Linked DNA regions of Homo sapiens: region 1 is linked to region 2. The links are chromatin contacts, found by Hi-C in ENCODE. All regions are on one chromosome and are shown on one strand. The core of a region is the stretch at or near the end of the contact, and the rest is flanking DNA. Distances in the headings are between cores, read along the strand shown.

Region 1 (6,256 bases), core at 546-3,045, 770 kb after region 2:
AGTGGGTACTGCAAAGTAGAGAAACTGAGAAATTTCAACAATTTTTAAATATTAAAATTCAAAGGAATGAGACTTTAATTTTGCCACAGGTACTCACCAGACCTATTTACCTAAGTAGGGAGCTTTCACATTGCACATCCTCCTAGACGTCACCACTTGATCTCACAGTTTTTGTTTTTAAGATTATGAACAGCCATCAAATAATTTGTGACAATAAAGTGCATACAGCAACGGAGATTCTTTTGTATGTGATCACGTATCCCCGACATAATAAAGAAAATATTTCAATATTTGGAAGCTAAAAAATAAGTGAAAATGTAATCTACTCAGCTAAAATGGTCAACCATTGTTCTACGTTAAGATCAGTATTTTTCCAAAACGAATTCTCTGTAATGATACACTCACAAGTTAACTCTAAATATGACCTGTGTAAATTGTGTCTTCTTTTTCCTCCTCAAGACAATCAAATCAAAGTCTTCACCAGAGCCAGCAACACTACCTTGAAATTTTAAACCTAAGTGTAAGGCTCGTAATGAAGTGCAAATGTAGTCCCAAACTCTCCGATTTTCACCATGGATGAAATGATTTTCATCACTAGCAAACAGTGTTATTAACATTCCAAATTCTGGTTAGAATGCAGTCACTGGTGAGCAGTGCCCTTGGGCAAGCAAAGAAAAGATTTGAAACTACCCAAAGCACAGATCCACATGAACCTCAGTCTTCTCCCACTTCATCAGGAAGCCAAATAGGAAGGACTCCAAGAAACAGGGGTGAGGGGGTGATCGGGACAGAAAGGATAGTGGAAATCATACTCCTCGAAGGGCGAAAGCAAATGAGAAACGGACTCTGGAAAAACCGCCCCAAAAGGACACTCAACCTGAGACAGATGTACAGGCACAGCTCCTCTACACTAAGGAGATAAAGCTTTACCACAGAAGTGATGCACCAAGCAAGCAAGTATGGGCAGGAGGGGACAACCTCCGCCAAGCACCCCCTCCCGAACGTCTAGCTCAACTAGAAGGGGTCGGCGGGGACTGCTCCTCCGAACATCAACAAAGGCCCCTTCAGTCCTAAGGCGAAACTCGAACAACAAAGGCCCGGAGACAGCCAGGACAGGGCCGGGGCTGGGGGGCGGGACGGATGAAAGCAGGGGAAGGCAAAGGAATCAAACCAGTGGGGGCGGAGGCCCGTCGGAGTGGGAAGCAGAGGCGCAGAGGCGGGAGGCGCGGTAATCCCCAGTGCACAATAAAAGGAGGAGGAGGAAGAGAACCTGGCCTCCATTCTCCTACTCTCTCCAATCCGCACCGTGTACATTTCCTCAGCCGCGGGGACCGCGCAGTCCCGAGTTCAGGGAAGGAAAGGGGAGGGGGGATTTTCCGCCTTGACCGCAACTCCCTTCCCCCAGCCAGGAGCTGCAGACGACAACAACCGCCACAACTGCAGCCACACAAAGGCGCCTTCCTTCTACTCCCGCTCCCACCCAGGCGGAGGCGCCGATGATGCCAAGGAAGCGGCGACCACCTCTCGGCCGCCTAGCGCTCGCTCGCCCTCTTCCCCCTCTAGCTGGGGAAAGGGGGAGGGGACCACCGGGCGCCCTCACCTGGCACAGCTGCTGACAGTAGTCGGTGGCCGCTTCCACGGCCGGTACCCGGCTCTCCCGCAGCTGTAGCTCCAGCTCCTGGAGCCGCTCGCCCAGGCGCTGCAGCTCCGCGACGCAGCCGCCTTCGCCGCAACTCAACCTCTCCTGCTCGGCCTCTTCGTCCGCCATCTTCACACCCCGCTCCGTCGCGTACGCACCTGGGTCACGTGATAACACAATGCCACGTTCGGCGGGGTCACGTGCCGGGCGCGCTTGCACGGCGCCGAGCACGTACAAAGGGCCCGATGGGGAAGATATGGGGGTGGGGAGAGTGGCGCGAGAGAGCCCGAGGGAGGTGAAGGCAAGGGGAAAGGAGAAGGGCGGGGTTGGGGCGGTGCGGAAAACGGCGGTTTACTTACCCCGAGCGGGAAGTGGGCAGCAGCGGCCGAAAGGGGCGGGCTGGTGAAGGCCTGCTCTCGGTCACGTGGGCGCCGCGACGGGAAAAAGCCTAGGGAGGGGCGACCCTCTCCGGCGTCCCGATCCCGGCGTGGCTTTCCCCAGTCCACGAAGTCTTCTACGGACATATCCTCCTGTTCCCCAAGAGGATGGCACAGGGAGAGTTCTGAGTGGTCTCGGGCAATGGCTGCATTTGCTGTTGGCCTGTAAGCAGGCCAGAAGCAGAGGAAGAGAGAGAAGGTAAAACCCGCCCATGGACCGCAAGCGTGAGAGCCAAGGCAGGACTATGAACTGTCAAAATTGTCTCTGACTTCTCACCAGGCCGGAGAGGAGGGATCTAGTGCGTGAGGTACCAGATCTCGTCTCACTTGACTCTCCTCCTCTTCAGCACCAAGAACGCCTGTCCCCTGGAAACACATTCTCTAGGGGGTGGAGGCAACAAAGGAAAAGAACAATTGGGTCAGAGCAGAATGAGGTTCAATCCTCAGTCTGGAGAACGGAGCAAATTCATGAAAAGCATAGTTTAAAAGAAGTCAGAATATGAACAGACCAGATGACTTTTAAACCACGAAAACATTTCTAGAATAAGTGATAACTAACTACTCTGTTTCACCGTGATTTAGACTCTACTACACTCTACAGAAATCACCAACAATGACAACAGGCTATATATGAAAGCTATTGAAAAGAAAGTAGGTCAAGGAAAAAAAAAACACCAATAAGGACTCCATTAAAAATCATAACGGAGGAGAGGAAATTGATGCTAAAATAAAACAATATTGTCGAGAATTATTATAAATATCTACAGCATTTTTTTTTCCTAATGCTACAAATAGAGGTAGCATTCTGAACCACATTTTACTTACAAGCTGAAAAGAATTAATACTTGGCACTTGAACAAAAGAGTAGAAGAGGTGCTACAAAAATCCAAGAGCTTAACCCTAAAGTTCTTAATAAAACTAATATTTTTTTTACCGTTAGAGCATTAGACAAAAGACCTATCTCTCTTGCAACTGAATAGTCTACAGAAATTTAGAAACAATGATATTGATGAGGCACCCAGTCTTTTCATTTACTCTGAGTGAAGTATATTTTTTTAGTACAAGGATCTAAAATAAAAATACTTCCCATTGTGGGCAGCGTCCTCTTCAAAAGATTTCTAGTAATTAATGGAAAGTGTTCTACATACTATGTTGTCCAGAATAAATGTTTTATAACGCATCAGTGATGGTGATGTTTTTAAAGCGGCATTATATAAGGTGACCAGGCACAGTTAAACCCCTTATGAAAAACAGTATCAGTTAATATTACATATTAACAAGGTAGAATCTTCAAATGTTTAATCTTCAAATGTTTACTCATGGAAGAGACTGGGAAGTACATTCAAAGGCTGAGAAGAGAGGATATAATAGTATCACTGAGTTGAAAAAGGAACAATTAAGGCAGCTAATGATTTTTAATATTTTCAGTTCACTTTCCCAAGTTAAGTATTTTAGATACCCAAACCAGGTTTCACCAGTTTATGTTATCTTAGGATTCCAGTGAAAAAATGCAAAAAGGGAAATATGAGGTTAGCCAAATGTACCCGTAAATCCAAGGTAAGGTATCACAGGTTAGCAAGCTCATTTCCACTTCAAGTATAATGGTTTACACCACACCTAATCTATAGAAAGAAAGAAAAAATGGGGGTTGAGGGGTGGGAGACATATATATCCAGATATTGATTTTTAAGAGAATTGCCTGATAATGTAGGTCATTCCTACCTCTTGCACATAACAACCCTAAAACTATGGAGACTTGATTAGCAAATTGATTCTGAGCACCATTACTATCTGGTAAATGTCCATCAGCATGGATGGCCATGTCTTTATGTTTATTTAGTATCTGTGAACCCTATGTCCACATTCCTCCATTTCTTCTCCTTTGCACACACATAGAAATATTTAGAGCCTACAGGAAATGTAAGGATTGGGGGTGAGTGGTGTAATTAACACTCATTTATTGTGTACTTGATATTTGCAGGCACTACTTGGTTTGGGACAAGTCAGAGGCGAATAAAAGCTCTTCCTGCCTTGAAGAAGCTTACAGTTTTGTGGGAAAATGATCTGCAATGGGAATACATACGATATGACAAATGTTCTATTATGAAAATGCATGCCTGTATTCAACTTAGAACATCAAAGTAATCTCAGATACTAACAAGAATGTCCAACGAATCTCTACATAAGTGCAGGCTTTTTTTTTTTTTTTTTTTTTTAATGAGAAGGATTGAAAATACTATCCCGTGACAGGTCAACCTTGTCTTGGAAATCTCAGAAATCTCAATCTTATCCATAGAAAAGTCATGACTTCTGTGCTTATGTCCATTTGTTCTTTAAATACCAAACTGTCAGCTCATAGGAACCATTTACACACACACACTGACACACACACAAACACGCACACCCCTACTTACTGAGATGTTCCTGGGGAGATTCGAAGACCTGTTCCATTGAGAAAACAAGAATAAGCCCCTGGGGCAAAAGACTCCGCGTCTCTGGGGAACTCAGTATCCGCGCCGCGAGCACCCATGCCCATTTTGAACACAACGCGACTGCTAAGGACGTGGTGTAATCATATGGACCTTCACTCCCAAGAGACTCGATTTCAGAGAAAATCTGGGAGACAAATTTAGATCCCTACCCGCACCCACGCGATCAATAAAGCTGGGGAGACCTTTGGGGGAGGGGACAGATGTGCTTGCATCCGGGCCGTGCGTGCCTGCTTCACGGGTTTTCCGGGCAGCACCGGCCCGCACACGCCGGTGCACTCTTTTTCTGGAATTCTTGAAATAGCCGGGCCTGAGGACAGTAAGGGAGCTGAGTTGTGTCTGCTACAGACAAGCGGCGCAGAGCCTGGGGGCCAAGCCAGGGATGCAGGGAGCGCGGCGTTAGCGGATGACGGATAGCTCAGGGCTAAGGCCTGGCAGGTCCTTCCTACCCCCGACCCAGTACACCCCGCAGCCCCGCCCTCGCCCCAGCACGCGAGGTGAAAGCGCGAGGCCCGGGGATGGCGGAGAGCGTGCGCCACTATCGGGGCGCTGTCTCTTGCCCCGCTCTCGCCCTGGGCCGGAGAACGGAGAAGGTCCGCAGGCCTCGGGCCACGGAGGGCACCAGATCGGTCCGCTCTGCTCCGCTAACCCAGCCTGCGCCCCTCCACCCCGCCAAGGCCCTGCTGGGCGCTGCGCCGGTTGCTCGCGTCCTCTGTTGTCGCGGAGCCGCCGCCGCCGCCGCCCGCGAACCAGCAACGCCGACACCCAGCAGTTGCAGGCCCGGCGTTTGCCGCCGCGGTTTTTCCACCCAGCACTGAGGATCAAGCCCGCTGTAGCCTGGCTGCGACTCCCCGCTTGGGAGCAGAGGCCGCCAGGGGCCTCCAGGCCGAGAGATTCTGGAGCCTTTCCAGGGCGCGGCGGGGAGCGGGGCCTCCGGAAACCCACCCCGGGGATGCTGGAGTCTGTCCTGCAGAGGCCGTGGCGCGGGCACTGCTGCCTGATTTCGAAGAGGCTCCATCAACCTACTCTCTTCCAAAGGGCTGGGCAGCCCAGCCACAGACAGGCAGCCTCTGGATCTCAGAAGTGAGGGACGGAGTCTATCCTGGGTTTGGTCCAGTAGAAACCCCCCACCCCCACCCCCAGAGTCTGGGAACCAGTGCTGTGCCCACAGATGCAAAGAGAAAGAGCATGGGTTAAAGCGCTATTGGGATCGGTTAGACACCACACTTTTCCAAGGAAGACATTTTCTTCGAGAGGAACAGCAAAAGGAGTCAATATAATGTTAAAAATATTAAGGCAGGTGCTGTGCCACATGTTGAAGTGATTCCAAAAGCAGAGAAAACATGGGACTCACATTTAAGAGGATTAATTGTAGCCTTTGAGTTTTTCCCAGAAAAAAAAAAAAGGCTAGCATATATATTTTCATATATTTATATGAACAGGTAATTAAATAAGGAGGGATTTTAAAAAATTGTCTATTTGGATATCGTTTTCCTTTCCATTTGAGGAAAAGCCAAATGCAAATAAGGAGAATAATATTTAAAGAACATGCTTTTAATAGAGCCTCAATTATCCTTCTAATTTAACCAAGATGAAAATAATTGTGAAATAAAGCAAAATAAAATCTTGGAAGCATAAATGTGTTATACATTGTTCTTTTGTTTGTTTGTTTGAGACGGAGTCTCACTCTG
Region 2 (6,736 bases), core at 3,410-5,909:
TGTAATGTCCCCATCCTTTAGTGTCACCCTGATCTTGCCCTCCTCCCTGCCTCCCTGTCTTTAATCATTGAGGTCCTGCAGTCCATGAAGATTTCTGTAGTCCTCATGGGCAGCATTCAATCCGCCAACACTGAGGAAATCAGCCAGCTGGCCTTGCACGAAATCCTTCCTCTCCCATCTCTTTGTCCTGGGCCACAGGAGTGTGTAGTCTGGTTCCCATGTGCCACCTGCTGGTCTCCTGAGTCACTGCTTCCGAAGTGCCTGAGTAGTGCCGAGTAGTGGCTGAAGAAAGGGAAGGAGCGGCCTTTTCACAGCATGTGCACGAAGTGACCCAGATGCCTAGACTGGGGTGTGAATTAGTTCATTCTGACTGCACGTCAGCAGTGGAGACTAGGAACCTGAGGCACTGGGGAAAGAGGTCTCTGCCCAAAGCCATAATCTGTGTTTAGGAATTCTTAGTCAAAGCATTCTTTAGGCATGCAATCTGCCGAACATCCAAAAACAAATGTTTAAAACAGAAAACAAAAGTCTCTGTGCTCATATCATAATAAATACGTGTACAAGATGAATGGGTCAGATAAAACAAGAAAGGGTTATTCGGGTATTTGGTAAACCTATGGCAGTCTCTCTGGAATAAAATAAAGAGAGGAGGGAGGCAGGAAGAGAAGGAAGGAAGGAGAGAAAAATATACACCTTCACCAGAAAAATATTGCTTAATGTACATGTAATTATTCCTAAAAACTCTCCAGCTGAAAATGTTCAGGATTTCTTTTTTTTACTTGAACTAGCCTTTTGGAAATTTATACAAAATAATAAAAATCATTGATTACAAGCTTATTAAAAATTAGATGCAGTCACAGAGATATAAGGTGGGTGCTTATAGAGATAGCAGTATTGATTCGCTAGCAACAGCTCTTCGCTCATAGCTATGATCCAATGAGCTTCTCTGGTGGTTTCCCAAGGGTGAATTATGGCCTCAGTCAGTTGGGTTTCTGGGCAAACATTTACATGAATGATTCTGTACAGAGGCTCTCATGTCTCCTCCCATATATTCTTCATCTAGATCACTAAATAACACTTCTGAATTTCCAGAGACATGTACCTTTGCCTTCTGCTTTAAGAGGTCTTTATTTCAGCTGGGTGTGGTGGTTCATGTCTGTAATCCCAGCACTTTGGGAGGCTGAGGCGGGCGGATCACGAGGTCAGGAGATCGAGACAATCCTGGCCAACGTGGTGAAACCCTGTCTCTACTAAAAATACAAAAATTAGCTGGGCGTGGTGGCACATGCCTATAATCCCAGCTACTTGGGAGGCTGAGGCAGGAGAATCGCTTGAACCAGGAAGTCAGAGGTTGCAGTGAGCCCAGATCGTGCCACTGCACTCCAGCCTGGTGACAGAGCGAGACTCTGTCTCAAAAAAAAAAAAGTCTTTATTTCTCACACACGTTACCTTTGTGTAAAATAGTTTCCCTCCTAAATATCTTCCCCTGCTCTGTTTTCTTCAGCCTGAGGCTCAAAAATTTTTACACGGAAGCCATGTCAATGAATGATTACAGAATTCTTTTCATTTCTTCCTCAAAGGCCAGAAGAATACTGAGGAAGACAATCCCTCCCCATCGTCCTTTTGCCTGAGCTTCTGCTTAAATGCAGGTCTGAGCAAAGTTGAAAACCATGGGCCCTCAGGCAGAGACCTCATAAGCGCTGTATTTAAGGATCTGAACAGGAAATAAAGATTTTGACTTTTTTCTTGGCATTGTGCTTGGCCCTCTGGTTTCTCCTAAGGGCAAGCCCATTTCCTCTGTATCTCGGAGTCTGTTTTGTTTTGTTTTTTATATTATTTTTATTATTTTTTGGGACAGAGTCTTGCTCTATTTCCCAGGCTGGAGTGCAGTGGTGCGATCTCAGCTCACTGCAACCTCCGCCTCCTGGGTTCAAGGGGTTCTCATGCCTCAGCCTCCCAAGTAGCTGGAATTACAGGCTTGCACCACCATGCCCAGCTAATTTTTGTATTTTTAGTAGAGACGGGGTTTCACCATGTTCACCAGGCTGGTCTCGAACTCCTGACCTCAGATGAGCCACCCGCCTCAGCCTTCCAAAGTGCTGGGATTACAGGCCACTGCACCCAACCGGATTATCTGTTTTTAAAATGGGGCCAGAAATTTTGGAATCAGAATGTTAATAATATTATACAATGATGGTTAATATGCACTGAGTGATGACTATGTGCTAGACACTGTGCTAAACATTAACAATGGGTTGTCTCATTTAATGCTCATAAAACCCTATGAGATAGGTAAGAACTCTTATTATCCCCATGTTATGAGTAAGCATAGGTGAACTACAGTGGATTAAAGTACCTTGCTTATCGTCTCTTTAACATGAAATTCCTTCAACATAAGTAAACACCTATTATGTGCTAGCCAATAAACTGGATGCTGGAGCTCAGGACTAAACACAAACATAATCCTCACTTTTGAGGTTTGCATAGGCTCTAAGGAGCCCATGAAGGTAAACTTACAGGACCAGGAAAGCTTTGCAGAGGTTTCAAAGAAGTGTACTTCCAGTGGAATGGGGGCTCCTGGAAGGGAGTGGAAAATCTCTGGGGGTAGGGAGTAGGGGGTTTCAGGGAAGTTCTTAAGATAAGTAGTGCCTTAGGGGAATCTTCAGCAGAAGGAAGAAATGAAGTTCAGACTCCTGGTGATCAGAAGGCCTTCAAGATTTTCCATTTTCAGAGGACTCTGAGACCCTGGGTTGGGAGTCCTGACCTGCCAGAGTGCACATATTCCTATTAATGGTAGGATAAGGCCAATGAGAGGGTCCCCACCATGTGGCCTCGAACCTCCCATTCATCCCCCAAAGTCCAGAAGGAGCAGTCAGGAAAAGGAACCAGCTAGCCTTATACTTGTGAAAAAGAAGTGATTAACAAGTAGCCCTCTATGATTTCTATGTAAACTCAGATCGCAAAAGGCATTTAAATACTTAATGAAAGGATTTCCTCTACCTAGTTTTAGTCCTGCTTATTGATTGAATTCCCTTCTAATGACTGGGCTTTTCTATGTTTGAGCTAAGTTGTCTCTGGGAAGGGAGGTCATCTGAGCGCCTTAGGATGTCATATCCTTCTTGGCAAGTACAAGAAACAGGTTTGAAGAAGCCTGGAGGACATTTACCAGTGATCTGGTCTGGGAAGTTGTGGTTAGGCCACAGCAGAAGGGGACCAATTACCACCATGTACCATCTGGGGGCCAAACACTCTTCTGGGTGCTTTATATTTGTGACCTCATCTCAGGTGGACAATGACCTAGCCAAGGTGGCTCTCATAATCCTTCAGTCACAACTCAGAGAATGGAGTGACTGCACAAAGGACCCAGTGGTGACTGGCAGAACCGGTACTGTGAATCAGCTGTCTTTGAGCCTGGAATTATATTCTTCTGGAAATGCCTCTCTTTACCCAGGCCAGGCAGTTCCCAAACAATTCCCCAAAAGACGCCAGATTTGTGAACAGATATTGGTTGACTAAAACATGTTCCCCCTACAGGAAAAACAACTCCAAGTGCATGCCTTAATGACAGTGCTTCTGCAGTGTCCCCGCTGTACCTGGGGACAACATACTATCCACAATGGATAGTATGTACTGAATACCTACTTTGTGCAAGGGACTAAGCTGACAACTCTGTATACAAGAGCTCATTTAATCTTATTATTATTCCTGTTTTATACAAGGTTAAGTAACTTGCCCAAAGTCACAGCCAGAACTGGGACTTAAACCCAGATCACTCAACTCCAGAATCCATGTTTCATGACTATTTTCCTAACCACTGTTTTTCACTGCCTCTCCTTGAGGGAAATAAATCAGTGGGCCCTGGTATCTGAGAAACGCCACCACAAGACAGCCAACCTCAGCGCTTTGTGGATTTCTCTAATTCTAATTTCTAGTCCCTGTTTTTGTCACCTGTGTGAGTGGTAACGGCCTGAAGCACTGGTATTACTAAGACAGGTCCCCCATCCCCTAAGCAATCTTGAGGGCTGTGACGAACTATAGATAAATGAGGGTAGGTTGAGCACTTCGAATTGGAACGCATGAAATTGGTTGGATTTGTAATCAGATGAGAGAAAGCAAAGGCTTTAGGAAAGCCCACTTTTCCCCGTAGTCCCTTCTCATGGCCATGAGGCATCATCAACTCTTAATGGAAAGGGTATAAATGCTGGAGTTGGGCAGACCTCAGGTCAAGCCCTGGCTCCACTCCTGGCCAGCTGAGTGACTTGGGCCAGGTAACTTCATCTCCCTGAGCCTCAGTCTCCTCATGTGTAAAGTATGTGCACCAGTAGCTAGCAGAGGGCTGGGAACACGGATGGAGATGATCCACAGGAAGCACCTGGCACTATGTCTGGCACGTGGGAAAGGATCAAGTACATATTAGCTAAAAATAAAACTGAGAGCATGGTTTCAGGGCCGTTGGGGATTCCCCAGTCACCAGACTGTGACCATCTGCCCCGATGCTGCATGTGGGATCCTCCAGATCCTACACTGGCGTTGCATCCCTGTGTCTGGCAGGACAGGTGGCTTTTCCTAGCCACCTCAGGAGAGTACATTTGTCACCACGGATGCAAACCCTGGAAGCCAGTGCAAGCTGCTTGCTACAGCACTGGTGTGGCCAGGCCCCTGCTCTGCCAGAACTTGCTTCTAGTGAGAAACCTCATTTCTCACCCCATGGTCAGGTGGACTGTGGTGGGAGGAAGAGGTTGGGAGCAGAAAAGGTGACAGTTCTGGTCTCAGAGTTGATGGCTTCAGATCCCGCAGGGGTTCAGATGCCTTCAGATTTATAGGCCCATAACAGCAGAAAGCTGCCTCCTGGCTGAGCCTGGTGCTGCTTTTGGGCCCGGGGGGCTCCTGGCTGATACTGTTTGTGAACCTCTTTATCTCTCTAATGCCATGTTCTCTAAATCTTGGTATTAGAACGATGAGAAAGGGCGGAGGAGGGTGATTCATGCCCTGGTTACACTGACAACGAAATTCATCGAAATCAAATTTCTCCTAAGCATGCTAACAACATCCCGGCTGGTGCCTGCCTCGGCTGTAGGTCTGGGTTTGTTTGGTTTCTACAACAATTTTTCTTTTTAATGTCATTATTTTTATTATTTCGCCTAATGTTTTTATAATGTGCTTACTGTGGAGGTTGTTCCACAGAGCCCGCCAGCTCTCTGGGGATAGGGTGGGCCACGCTTGGTAACCCCAAAGGCTGCTGTTTTGCACAACCCTCCAATCACTGAAGGAAATAGAGTCTTCACCCTCCCCACTTCCCTAGACCTGTCTTGACAAGGAATCAAACACTAACCATAGAATTACTAACCTGTTCAACCCCAGTCTGAGCAAAGCTCCAATATTAACTGATGAACCCAACCAACCCTCCCCTTCTTCCACCCACCTTTTATTCTCCCAGTTAAGCATCTCTGGTTGCATCAGTCCTTTTTTCTATGTCATGGCTTCTGGCTCCACTTCTGCCATCCTGCCCTGGAACATCATCCCCTGCCCTATTTGCCCATATCCCTCTTAAATGTGACATTGATTAAGGGATGAATAAATGATACCACATCCATATTTCTGGAACATTAAGCATTTTAAAATTAATTTTGGAGAGGTGTCAATGATGTATCCTTAAGTGAAGAAAGATGGAGAAAATGGGTTTGTCCACTTTATGAAAAACCAAAAATCCCAACAAAAATCTTATATACTTGTGGGTTTGTTTTGATATGTTTGTCTCAGCATGAGTAACAGCACAGAAGGATACACACCAAGTTGTTAACATGTGTTATCTGTTTTGGGGGATGTTAGAAGGAAGAATTTTTTTTAATATACCTATAATGTTTCATTACCTGCAGTTAACTCTTGTTACTCTGATTTATTTATTTATTTATTTATTTTTGAGACAGGGTCTCACTCTGTCACCCAGACTGGAGTGCAGTGGAGCAATCTCAACTTAGCAGAACCTCAGCCTCCTGGGGCCAAGCAATCTTCCCATCTTAGCCTCCCAAGTAGATGGGACTATAGGTGTGCCATCACACCTGGCTAAATTTTTTTGGTATTTTTTGTAGAGATGGGGTTTCACCATGTTGCCCAGGCTGGTCTCAAACCCCTGGGCTCAAGCAATCCACTCACTGCAGCCTCCCAAAGTGCTGGGATTGCAAGTGTGAGCCATCACGCCTGGCCTCTGATAATTTTTAAGGAAGAATTTAAAATTGTTTTCAATCCATCAATCATCAATCAATCAATAACATGTTTGTATTTTTATCTTCAATGTGATAGACACTCGGAGTCCTGCAGATGTGGGGATCTGTTCAGGGCCTCTATTCATGCAGCCTAATTTGCATCACCTTCTTCGTTAACTCATGGTAGAGCCGACATCTACTAAAAGTCCTTAGTTGTTTTCCCTAGAACTGCTACAAAGAAAAGTCTCTCCTCCTATCCTATATACTTTTGAAGCAGATTTTTATTTACCCAAGTACAAGACCTTAAGTTTCTTATTAAATTTTTTTCTGTTGGTTTGGCTTTTTGTTCCAATTGTCAAGATCTTTTTAAAATCTGCTCTTCTTATCTAGCCTATTAGCCGTCCTGCCCCGCTTTGTGCCAACTGCAAATTTGATCAGCAGGTCTCTTAAGTCTTGATCCAAGTCCCTAATGAAAATGTTCAACAGGACAGAGCCAAGGACACAGTCTTGCACTGCCCATTTTCAATAAATAA

The links. A loop is a pair of places that touch in the nucleus more often than their neighbours do. Pooled maps may share reads with other maps.
Region 1: a pooled map shows a loop between it and region 2 (8-fold over the local background). The contact joins the promoter of ZNF292 here to the enhancer-like site in region 2. A Hi-C loop is called at or near these places in 25 of 37 single-sample maps with no recorded cell type and 5 of 50 pooled maps.

What each region holds. Positions count from the first base shown.
Region 1 is chr6:87,151,104-87,157,359 of GRCh38, reverse strand. It overlaps ZNF292 (zinc finger protein 292), which reads right to left and starts at 1,795. Exons shown (of 8, transcript NM_015021.3): 1 at 1,601-1,795. The coding sequence starts at 1,768. It overlaps LOC124901355 (translation initiation factor IF-2-like), which reads left to right and starts at 2,113. Exons shown (of 2, transcript XM_047419630.1): 1 at 2,113-2,384; 2 at 4,058-6,204. The coding sequence starts at 4,972. The coding sequence ends at 5,652. RefSeq lists enhancers at 369-976, 1,488-1,827, 2,098-2,257, 4,771-5,271, 5,503-5,572 and a silencer at 5,183-5,302.
Region 2 is chr6:87,923,479-87,930,214 of GRCh38, reverse strand. No RefSeq gene overlaps it. Among named protein-coding and RNA genes, the nearest start is that of SPACA1, 120 kb to the left of the region's middle. RefSeq lists enhancers at 4,505-4,694, 3,880-4,969. Within about 2 kb of position 4,659, at least 5 of the 41 ENCODE cell types and tissues checked have a DNase peak (open chromatin) inside an H3K27ac peak, as active enhancers do.